Linked DNA regions of Homo sapiens: region 2 is linked to region 1. Evidence: chromatin loops called from intact Hi-C (ENCODE). Cell type or tissue: dorsolateral prefrontal cortex. All regions are shown on one strand. Each heading gives the region's core, and the rest is flanking DNA. Links, peaks and the distances in the headings are about the cores only.

The links. Peaks named below come from ENCODE experiments on the same cell type or tissue, not always from the same donor. Only the 100,000 strongest peaks of a DNase experiment are listed, where the experiment ranks them.
Region 2: it touches region 1 in a loop (3-fold over the local background); 1 of 110 quality-filtered maps calls a loop at or near these places.

What each region holds. Positions count from the first base shown.
Region 1 is chr7:123,963,507-123,969,523 of GRCh38, reverse strand. It overlaps a transcript of SPAM1 not described here. Among named protein-coding and RNA genes, the nearest start is that of SPAM1, 41 kb to the right of the region's middle. In dorsolateral prefrontal cortex, for the core only: CTCF peaks have their summits at 2,206 and 2,409 (motif pointing left); no DNase peak of the experiment used is centred there; H3K27ac peaks cover 329 bases.
Region 2 is chr7:124,854,347-124,858,346 of GRCh38, reverse strand. All of the region lies in intron 9 of POT1 (protection of telomeres 1), which reads left to right. Among named protein-coding and RNA genes, the nearest start is that of LINC03043, 66 kb to the right of the region's middle. In dorsolateral prefrontal cortex, for the core only: a CTCF peak has its summit at 1,865 (motif pointing right); no DNase peak of the experiment used is centred there.

The DNA.
Region 1 (6,017 bases), core at 822-4,821:
TGGGAGAACTGGATACCCATATGCAGAAGAACGAGAATGTACCCCTATCTCTCAACATATACAAAAATCAACTCAAGATATATTAAAGACTCAAACATAAGACCCCAAACTATAAAAATACTAGCATAAAACATAGGGGAAATGCTTCACTACATTGGCCTGGGTACAGAATTTATGGCTAAGACCTCAAAAACACAAGCAACAAAACCAAAAATAGACAAATGGGACTACGTTAAATGAAAGTCTTCTGTACAGCAAAGTCAACAACCAACAGAGTGAAGAGATAACCTGCTGAGTGAGAGAAAATATTTGTAAACAGTTCATCTGGCTAGGGACTAATATCCAGAATATATAAGGAACTCAAACAACTCAACAGTAAAAAACCAAATAATCCCATTTTAAAAATGGGCACTCCAACCTTGGTTTGCATCTTGACCCTAGCCTTTGTTTTCTAGTGGTTTACTTTGGGAAAGTTGGTCAGAGTAAGGTCTCAGTTTCTTCAGATAATAACAGTGTCACCATCACAGGGTATTATGGAGATTAAATGAGAAAATGCCTATAATTTCTTAACACAGGCCTGGCCCAGAGCAAGTAATCAAAAAATATGAGCTGAAATAAAAATAACAACAATGTTAGCATATGGTGCTTACTATGTACCAAGTACTGATCAAAGAGCTTACACATATGAATTCATTTCATTCTCACACAGATGAGGAAACAAAGGCACGGACAAGTTATGTAACCTGCTCAAGCTTACACAGCCAATGAATGATGGGCCTAGAAGTCAAACTCAGGTAGTCTGGCTCTAGAAACCATATTTTCAAACTATTAGACATACTATCTCTCTCTATTATTATCCATTGTTAAAGACACTGCCCTTATCTTTTTCTTGAGCTTTGAAATAACATGGCTTTGAAAAAAAAAATTGTCAAGATACCCTACAGGCACCTCAAATACAACATGCTCAAAACCTAATCCCCCAAACCTGCTTCTCCACCTGTGCTCCTTTCTCAAGACTCGATGACATTGTCCTAACAAGGAACTTAGTGTCAGATTGAGGTTAGGAGGCAAGACTTTACTCCAGACCAGACTGAAGATTGGCTGAAACATGAAAGAGGCACCAAAAGCAATTCTCCATAAGACACGCCTGCCAGCGTCATGACAGTTTTCAATTGCCATGGCAACACCTGGAAGTTGCCTTCTCTTTCCATGCCAATAGCTCAGACGTTACCACCCCTTTTCTAGAAATTTCTGAATAACCTGCTCTCAGTTTGCGTATAATTATAAGTGGGTGTATATATGACTGCAGAACTGCCCCTCAGCAGCTACTCTCAAGCCCTGCTCTGCAGCAGCAGTCATGAAGCTCTAACACTGCCACCTCAGTAAAGCTATTTTCTTCTGCCTCTGGGTCACTCTTGAATTCTTTCCTGAGCAAAGCCAAGAACCTTCCTAGGCTAAGCCCCAATTTTGGGGCTTATCTTCCCTGCAAAAAATTAGGTTCCTTGCTTTCCCTTGACCCTCCCACATCCAATCATCCAAGTATTGATTTCTAATTCTATCCTTTTCTCTCTATCCCTAATACTTTCCTAATTCAAGACTTTATCCTCCCTGGCCTAGATAATGGCAATAGCCTTCTAACTAGTTTTCCTGCCTCCAGACTCAAAGACCCAATTTCTCCACAATGTACTTTCTCTGCAGATTTAAAATACAAATCTGACCATTTCAATCCAGGCTAAAGGATTAACTGCTGTTTCACTAACATCACCCAGAAGACACTTCATATCTGACACCTACCTTTCCAGCCCCAAATCCCATCTCCCACCACATCCCCCTTCCTTCTTGCATTTTAGCAGTCTCCAGAGGCTCTCACACTCTCCCCATCTCTCTCACACACACATGCATACACCCACACATGTGCACACATGCACACACACACGCACATACACCATGCTGTTTCACAAATACTATATTGGAGTCTACTTTTTAAAATTATCAGCATACCTACTAAGAATATATAAAACAATCACAGGGAATATCTAATCACTTAATTTCCTACCCTACCATTTCCCTCACTGACAAAATAACCACAAAATTAATTTACTTGTAGAAAAAAAGTTTAAATCAGTTTTATAAGTACATTTTTAAAATTATCTTTCAAGGACACAGAAGAACTTGCAGACAATCACAAAACAGCAACATTATGCATATAGTGATTTTAGCATTGTAATACCAGATTTATCTGAAATATAAGCTGACTGATTTCCTTCAGGATACGTACTGTGACTAGCACTGTGACTAGCTATTATTTCTGTTTGCTGAAACAAAAAGGCTTCAAGGACACAGAAATGTTACTGTTGAAGAAGCACAGGGGACTTGATGCCATTATCTTACTGCCCCCTGCTGCCATTATTGTATGTTATAAACGAGGCCCAGGAAATTCTAAAGTGATGCAAACTTCTAATAACCTAAGCTTCCTCTTTTCTCAATTGCCAGTGTCTCCTTTAATCCATAAAAGCCATATTGAAAGTATATAAATAATTAACAGACGGCCCTTGATAACCTATTCCCTACGATATAGCACTCAGAAAAAAATTGTATTTTTTTTGCTTCAACCTTCCAGTTCCAGGGTATATGTGCAGGATGTGCAGTTTTGTTACATAGGTAGATGTGTGCCATGGTTGTTTGCTGCACAGATCAATCCATCACCTGGGTATTAAGTCCAGCATCCATTAGCTATTCTTCTTAATGCTCTCCCCCTATACAGGCCCAGTGTGTGTTGTTTTTCCCAGTGTGTCCATGTGTTCTCATTGTTCAGCTCCCATTTGTAAGAAGAACATGTGGTGTTTGGTTTTCTGTTACTGTGTTAGTTTGCTGAGGATAACAGCTTCCAGCTCCATCCATGTCCCTGCAAAGGACATAATCTCATTCTTTTTTATAGCTTCATAGTATTCCATGGTGTATATGTACCACATTTTCTTTATCTAGTCTATCATTGATAGGCATTTAGGTTGATTACGTCTTTGCTATTGTGAATAAGGCTGCAATGAACGTACATGTGCATGTGTCTTTATAATAGAATGATTTATATTCCTTTGGATATATACCCAGTAATGGGATTGCTGGGTCAAATATTATTTCTGTTTCTAGATCTTTGAGGAATAGCCACATTGTCTTTCGCAGTGGTTGAACTAATTTGCACACTCCCCAACAGTGTAAACATGTTCCTTTTTCTCTGCAACCTCACCAGCATCTGTTGTTTCTTGACTTTTTAATAATTGCCATTCTGACTGGTGTGAGCTGGTATCTCATTGTGGTTTTGATTTTCGTTTCTCTAATGATCAGTGATGTTGAGCTTTTTTTCATTTGTTTGTTGGCCACATGAATGTCTTCTTTCAAGAAATATCTGTTCATATCCTTTGCCCACTTCTTAATGGGGTTGTTTGTTTTTTTCTTGTGTATTTGTGTAAGTTCCTTGTAGACTACAGATATTAGATCTTTGTCAGATGGTCAGATTACAAAACTTTTCTCCCATTCTGCTAGGTTGTTCCTTTGATGATAGTTTCTTTTGCTGTTCAGAAGCTCTTTAGTTTAATTAGATCGCACTTGTCAATATTGTTAAAATGGCCATATCGCCCAAAGTAATTTATAGATGCAATGTTATTCCCATTAAACTATCATTGACATTTGTCACAGAATTAGAAAAAACTATTTTAAAATTCACAAGGAATGGAAAAAGAGCCCAAACAGGCAAGACAATCCTAAACAAAAAGAGCGAAGCTGGAGGCAATACCCTATCTGATTTCAAACTATACAACAAGGCTACAGTAACCAAAATAGCATTGCACTGGTACAAAATAAACACATAGATCAATGGAACGGAATAGAGAACTCAGAAATAAGACCACGCATCTGCAGCCATCTGATCTTCAACAAACCTGACAAAAATTAGCAATGGGGAAAGGATTCCCTATTTCATAAATGGTACTGGGAGAACTGGGTAGCCATATGCAGAAAATTGAAACTGGACCCCCTTCCTTATACTTTATACAAAAATTAACTTAAGATGAATTAAAGACTTACATGTAAAACCCAAAACTATAAAAACCCTAGAAGAAAATCTAGACAATACCATTCAGGGCATAGGCAAGGGCAAAGATATCATGACGAAAATGCCAAAAGCGATTGCAACAAAAGAAAAATTCTTCATGATGGATGGATACCCATGGTCAGAAGCTATTCTGAAGCCTGGAGTGAAAAGGAATAGGAACTAGTTCCCTTGTGTTATAATGTTACTTGACTTCACATCCTTGCAGGAGCAGTATTGTATAATGGTGGAATACACAGGCTTGGGAGTCAAAGCCACCCACTCCGATCTTCTTTCAGCCTCTAGGACTTATTAGCTGTCTGACCCAGGGCAAGTCACTTATCTAAGGTGTAGTTATTTCAACTGGAAAAAAAATAATTAAATCAGAAGTTGTATGTAAAGCATATGATTGTTGTATAATAAACAGAAGCTCTTCTTATTTATGAAGAATTGTGAAGTGGTGATTAACAATTTCAGTCAGACTAATTGTCAGCATCATGTGGAAACAGAACATCACTAAAAGTATTTGTCACTAAAGTCAACTCTAACTATTCAAGGATTAAGGTTTCCTACAGGATACAAAAATTATATATTTATTTTTGGCTGCTCAGCCCTTAAAAACATTTGTATAATACATATTACAGTTTTAACAGTTTTTCCTGCTTTTACAAAGTGATAAGCACAGTATATTAAACCCAGAAATGTCTTTACCTCCAGTCTTTAATTAAAACCTAGTAGTGCCGCATGTGGTGGGTCACACTTGTGGTCACACCTGCACTTTCAGCTACTAAGGAGGCTGAGGTGGGAGGATCAGTTGAACTCAGGAGTTTAAGGTTACAATGAGCTATCACCATGCTAGTGCATCCCAGCCTAAGCAACAGAGTCAAATGGCAAGATACCTTGTCTCTTAAAAACTAAAAATTTTTAAAAAGTCAAAAATTTAAAACCTAGCAGAGAAAAATAAAATTATTTATAATGATATAGTCTAAAAATTACATAATTGTATATTTATCCTTTTCCTTATATCTATTATCTAGGATTAGCAAATTAGAATAAAAGAAGTGATATGTGATACATAATAAAAATTATGTATTCCACCTACTACTTTGAGGTTTATTATTAAATATATCCTGTATTGAAATGATTAGAAACCAAATAAATGAGCAAAGTTATATTAGCATAATGTTTTAAACATTTATAGAGTCTAATTACAGATGTAATGCATCAGTGATAATATAAAGACCTTCATGGAGGTCCCAATATTTTTCTGATAATTGACATGTACATCTAATATAGTATTTTTAAAAAATGGCACATAGTGCTTAAATTAGATAATTTGTAGTTTTCAGTCAAATTAAAGATGTTATAAATACATTTTACTTAATATACTGTCTTATAAAATAAAAATATTAAGTCAATTTTATATTTCAAATATAAACCTTAAATCATTTAATAGAGGAAAAATTTTGGAAAATAGATACATTCTCCAAATAAATAATCATTGCTATGTATTGAGCACCTACCATTCTTATAACAAGCACTGTACTAGCTAACTTTTGTTTACTTTCTCTAGTCTTCTAAACAATTGACCTTCTATTTGAGGAAATAAACTCAGAGAGGTTAAGTAAGTTTCCCAAAGTCAGCAGCTTACAAATTGCTAAACTGGGATTAGCTTGCTCTTCTCCCTATATCCTGCTACAAGAATTGGGCTTCCCATGAAAAACTTTTGAATTGGGCTCATGAACTTTTGAATTTTATTTAAATGATATTTCTTATAAAAAAGTAATTTGCCAAAACTTTGTATAGCCTTATGCCCTTATAAAAGCAATGAGAGTCAGCAGATAGATGAATTTGTAATTCCTTGTAACTGATGTACTTTAAAAATATAATGATGATTATCATAGACAAATGCCACATATAAAATATAAAGAGA
Region 2 (4,000 bases), core at 1-4,000, 890 kb before region 1:
TGAAAGTACTTTTTGTAGTAAAGAATGGTATGATAAATAATAATGCAGTAAATAATAAGAGTAACTTTTGCTAGGCACTTTATATGCATTTGGTACTCTCCTATAAGACAGGTGATGGTAGTCATCTCGTTCTACAAATGTGAAATGAGGCACTCAGGTTAAATCAGTGGTTCAAGATTCCACAGCTAGTTGGATTGAAGCAGGGTATTTCCCTGACCCCTTCACGGGCAGGAACTGGAGTGCACAGGTGCTGGAACTAGGCAGCCGCTTCAGTGCTGGCAGGGGAGAGCTCCACTCACTCAGACCACAGGAGTGGGAGCATGCAGGTGAGCAGGTGCAGGAGCCAGGGCAAAGGCTTTTGGGCACGGGCAGAAGCAAACTCTGTACTGGCCCCACAGCAGCATCTGAGAGGGTGCTGGTGACCCCTGAAGCCCCAGAGGAAGTGTTACAGTACTGTTTTAGCTCTGTCATCCATGGACAGCTTAAGTGTTAACAGCTTAGTGCAGGGTAGCTGTGACTGACTCACACCACACTTGTGGCACCCGAGCTCTTGTGTAGCATCCAGGAGGAATGAGGTCTCAAGAATAAAATGAAGATGGTAAATTCAGGGGATTTCATTACTGATGAAAGTGGCTCAGTGGGAAGGGGAAGTGAAAAGAGGATGGAGCAGGAAGGTAGTCTTACCTTGAAGTCTGGCCCTCTCTGGCCAGATTCTTCTCCCAGGTTACACCATCAAGCTGTCCCTCTGAAGTCAAGCTGCTTCTCTCTGACATCCAGCCATAGTGTCTGATGGCCAGCTGCCTCTCTTCCCTCTGCCGGCTGAGCCTGGGGTTTTTATGGGCACAGGATGTCAGGTGGGGTGGGCCATGGATGGTTTTAGAAAAGGCAACATTTGAGCAGGAAAACAGGGATGTAAGTTCTCACTTTGGGCCGTGGTATCAGGCTTTTCAGCTTGAGAGCAGGGTCCTTGCTGGGGACCTGCCCTCTTCTGCGTAGAATTTCCCTGCCTCCTGTCCCTATCTGGATGAAGCCAGTGTTTGAATCCACAATGTCTCTTTGCAGAGCTAATCTTTTAAAGCATTAAATGGAAGTGATCTCCATCACAAATATCTTCTAGCCTACTTATAGGAAATTAAAAGAAAACAGTAAGAGTGAAGATCTGAATTTCAATGCCCAATTTCCCTTTATAAATCAGTGGCCATGGAGTAGCAAATATATCCATTCTACATTGTATCACAAATAAGTTCACCATCAATACTGTTCTGGGTTACAGAAAAAATAGTAATTAGAAAACAAAACAACAACAAACCAAGTAAGTTTACTCAACTCAAATCAATAAATTAGATTAAATCCAGGGTCCAGGAAGATAGTGACTGTACTTTTTTGTCCTCTGTGTGTATATATGTATGCACATACATCTGTGACATATCAGAAAACACTGACTGTTGAAGATATATTTTTGACATTATTTCCCTGAAAGATATTATCTACATTGATTAGTTTATTTCAAAATTAAATATATGATAAGTTCAGTTCTGGAGGTTTTTTCATAGAGTTCTTTCATAAATAAAATGAATTTACATTTTAGATTCACCTCAGTTCCACACTCTGCATACCTTCCTTCGCCATTTTATTCCCTTCTCTTTCCCTATACTGCTTCCAAACAGGTCTTCCAATGTAGGTCTTTCTGTTTCCGCTTTTCCTGCTTTTCTTGTCTTAGTCCTGAACAGCACCTATCGCAGTGCTTTCCCTGTAGTGAGGATGAAGTAAGTAATAGCTGCTGCTGAATGAATGAATCAGTGAATGCTGTGGATTTTTTTTCCAGATTCTTTTCTCCTTTTTTATGTTCTGCTTTATTTTGCCCACTAGAGGGTGATATGAGCACACATAATTAAGAAAATGTATGGCACTGTGTTTTCTGTGAAGATATCAATAGCATTATATTATTTGTCTGCAATGCAATATGAAAATGATTTTTCTCTGTGTAAGTAATATAACTTTAGATTTTTATTTAATACACATTGACATCACATTTATTTGTTTTCTGACAACCTCTGTAACATTTCTTCTTAATTTAGGAACTCTTCACTCACGTGACATTGATATAAATGAATTCTTCTTGGTACTTTCAAGACAACTGTTTAAAATTACGTTTTTGTGTCAAAATACCTGGAACCAGTACGAAAGACTTTTGTTGTATAGAAACAGGAAAAAATGTGTTTTTATTTTAGTAAAGAGGACAGTATAATGCAATTATAGAATATAATATAATCAACATCTACAAGCAATGTATTTTAGAGCCCGAATTGCCCTTAACTATTTTCTGAATCTCACTTTTTGTTATATCATTCCCTTAAACATTTTACACAGACCCAGTCACATAAACTGAGATTTCAAATCTTTTGTCTGGAAACTAAAGCTTTACTTTCTAAATCCCTACTCTTATCCAGACACAATTGTTAATTATAAAATATACGTGGTCATAATTATGTTTTGGCCTTCAATAGTTCAACAGCTGTGATTTGGTTGGCTATTTTGAGACATATTCAGGGAATTAAAAATAATAAACCTAAAGGGAAATTCTTGACCGTTTATGACAAATCGTTTGATTATTTCTAAAGGGATAGTCATTTCTTACTAGCCATATTTACTTTGCTTTTTTTTTTAGTGTTTCTAGTTTTTTTTTAGTATTTAAATAGACTTCTATAGTTGTTTTTTAAACTGTATTTTTATAATTTTTTGGTTGATGTTTCATTTGTATTTTTGGAATCTTAATACTGACAAGATTAACCAATACTTGTTTTTTTATAATAGAGCATCTGGCACATTTCATAGTATTTTTAGTCAAGCTTTTGAAAAAATACAATGCTGCCTCCATAAGGAATTTTTGATAATAACAACTTATCTTTATGTGAATAACTTATATCTTGGCCTCGAAATTTTGTTATGTTAAAAAATACTGTAGTAGACAAGATAGTATAATAAACACCCGTGTGTTCACCTTATTTTTTAAATGTTTTGCCACATTTATTTCAGACACTTTTAAATTTTAGGAAATAAAACTCTACACATCGAACCTTCTTTGAGCTCCTGCCTGCTCTGGTTTTTTTTTTTTTTTTTTTTTTTTTGCTCTCCTCTCTGTGTCTCCATATGTAGGTTTGTACGTATACCTATGTTTATTATCCTTTTTCTTTATGTATTTTTTGATAGGGTAAAGCCCCCCTCTCATATTCTTTAAAATTGATTTGACTGTTCTCTTTCGTATAAGTTTTTGGATTAGCTTTTCAGATTCCATGAAAGCTTCTGGGAATTTTGATTGAATTGCATAAAATTTAAAGTTTAATTTGGAGGAAATTATCATTTTTGTAATATCAAAGCCTTTTGTATGTGAATATCTTTCTCCATGTGTTTAGGCCTTCTTTCAAATCTTTTGTAGATCATACATACATGTGCTATACTAATATATTTATATATACATATACACACACATATTTTAAAAGAATCACAAAATAATCCAGTCAAAAAGAATGAGATAAAACTAGAAAATTTTATGTTTTTTCCAATGTCTCACTTTGAAGACTATGAGGAAAATTATTTTTTTCTTTTTTCTTTTTGTTCTTTTCTTCTTTAACTTTCTTTATACTACTCCCTGGTTATGATATAGATGTAAGTGAAAGAGGTCAAAGGAAAGGCTTGTATTTTGTCTGCTCCTTATAAAACCCTTGATTGGTTGGGAAAAAAGATCCTTGGGAATGAAGGAGTAGCACCTGGGAGTGTGGGTTTTCTCCTTACCTCCTTTGCTTATATCCTCCATCAGAAATAAAGAGTAATGAGGGGAAATATAATTAAGAGAAGCTACAATAAGCAGAATTGGAAAGTTGATTTGCTACTCATCTTTTTTTTTTAAACGTTTCCTTTTATAGGATTGAGCCTCCATAATCTAAAAGTCCAGAATTCTCCTAAATGCAGATCTTTTTGAGTGCCAGTATGCGAGTGAACC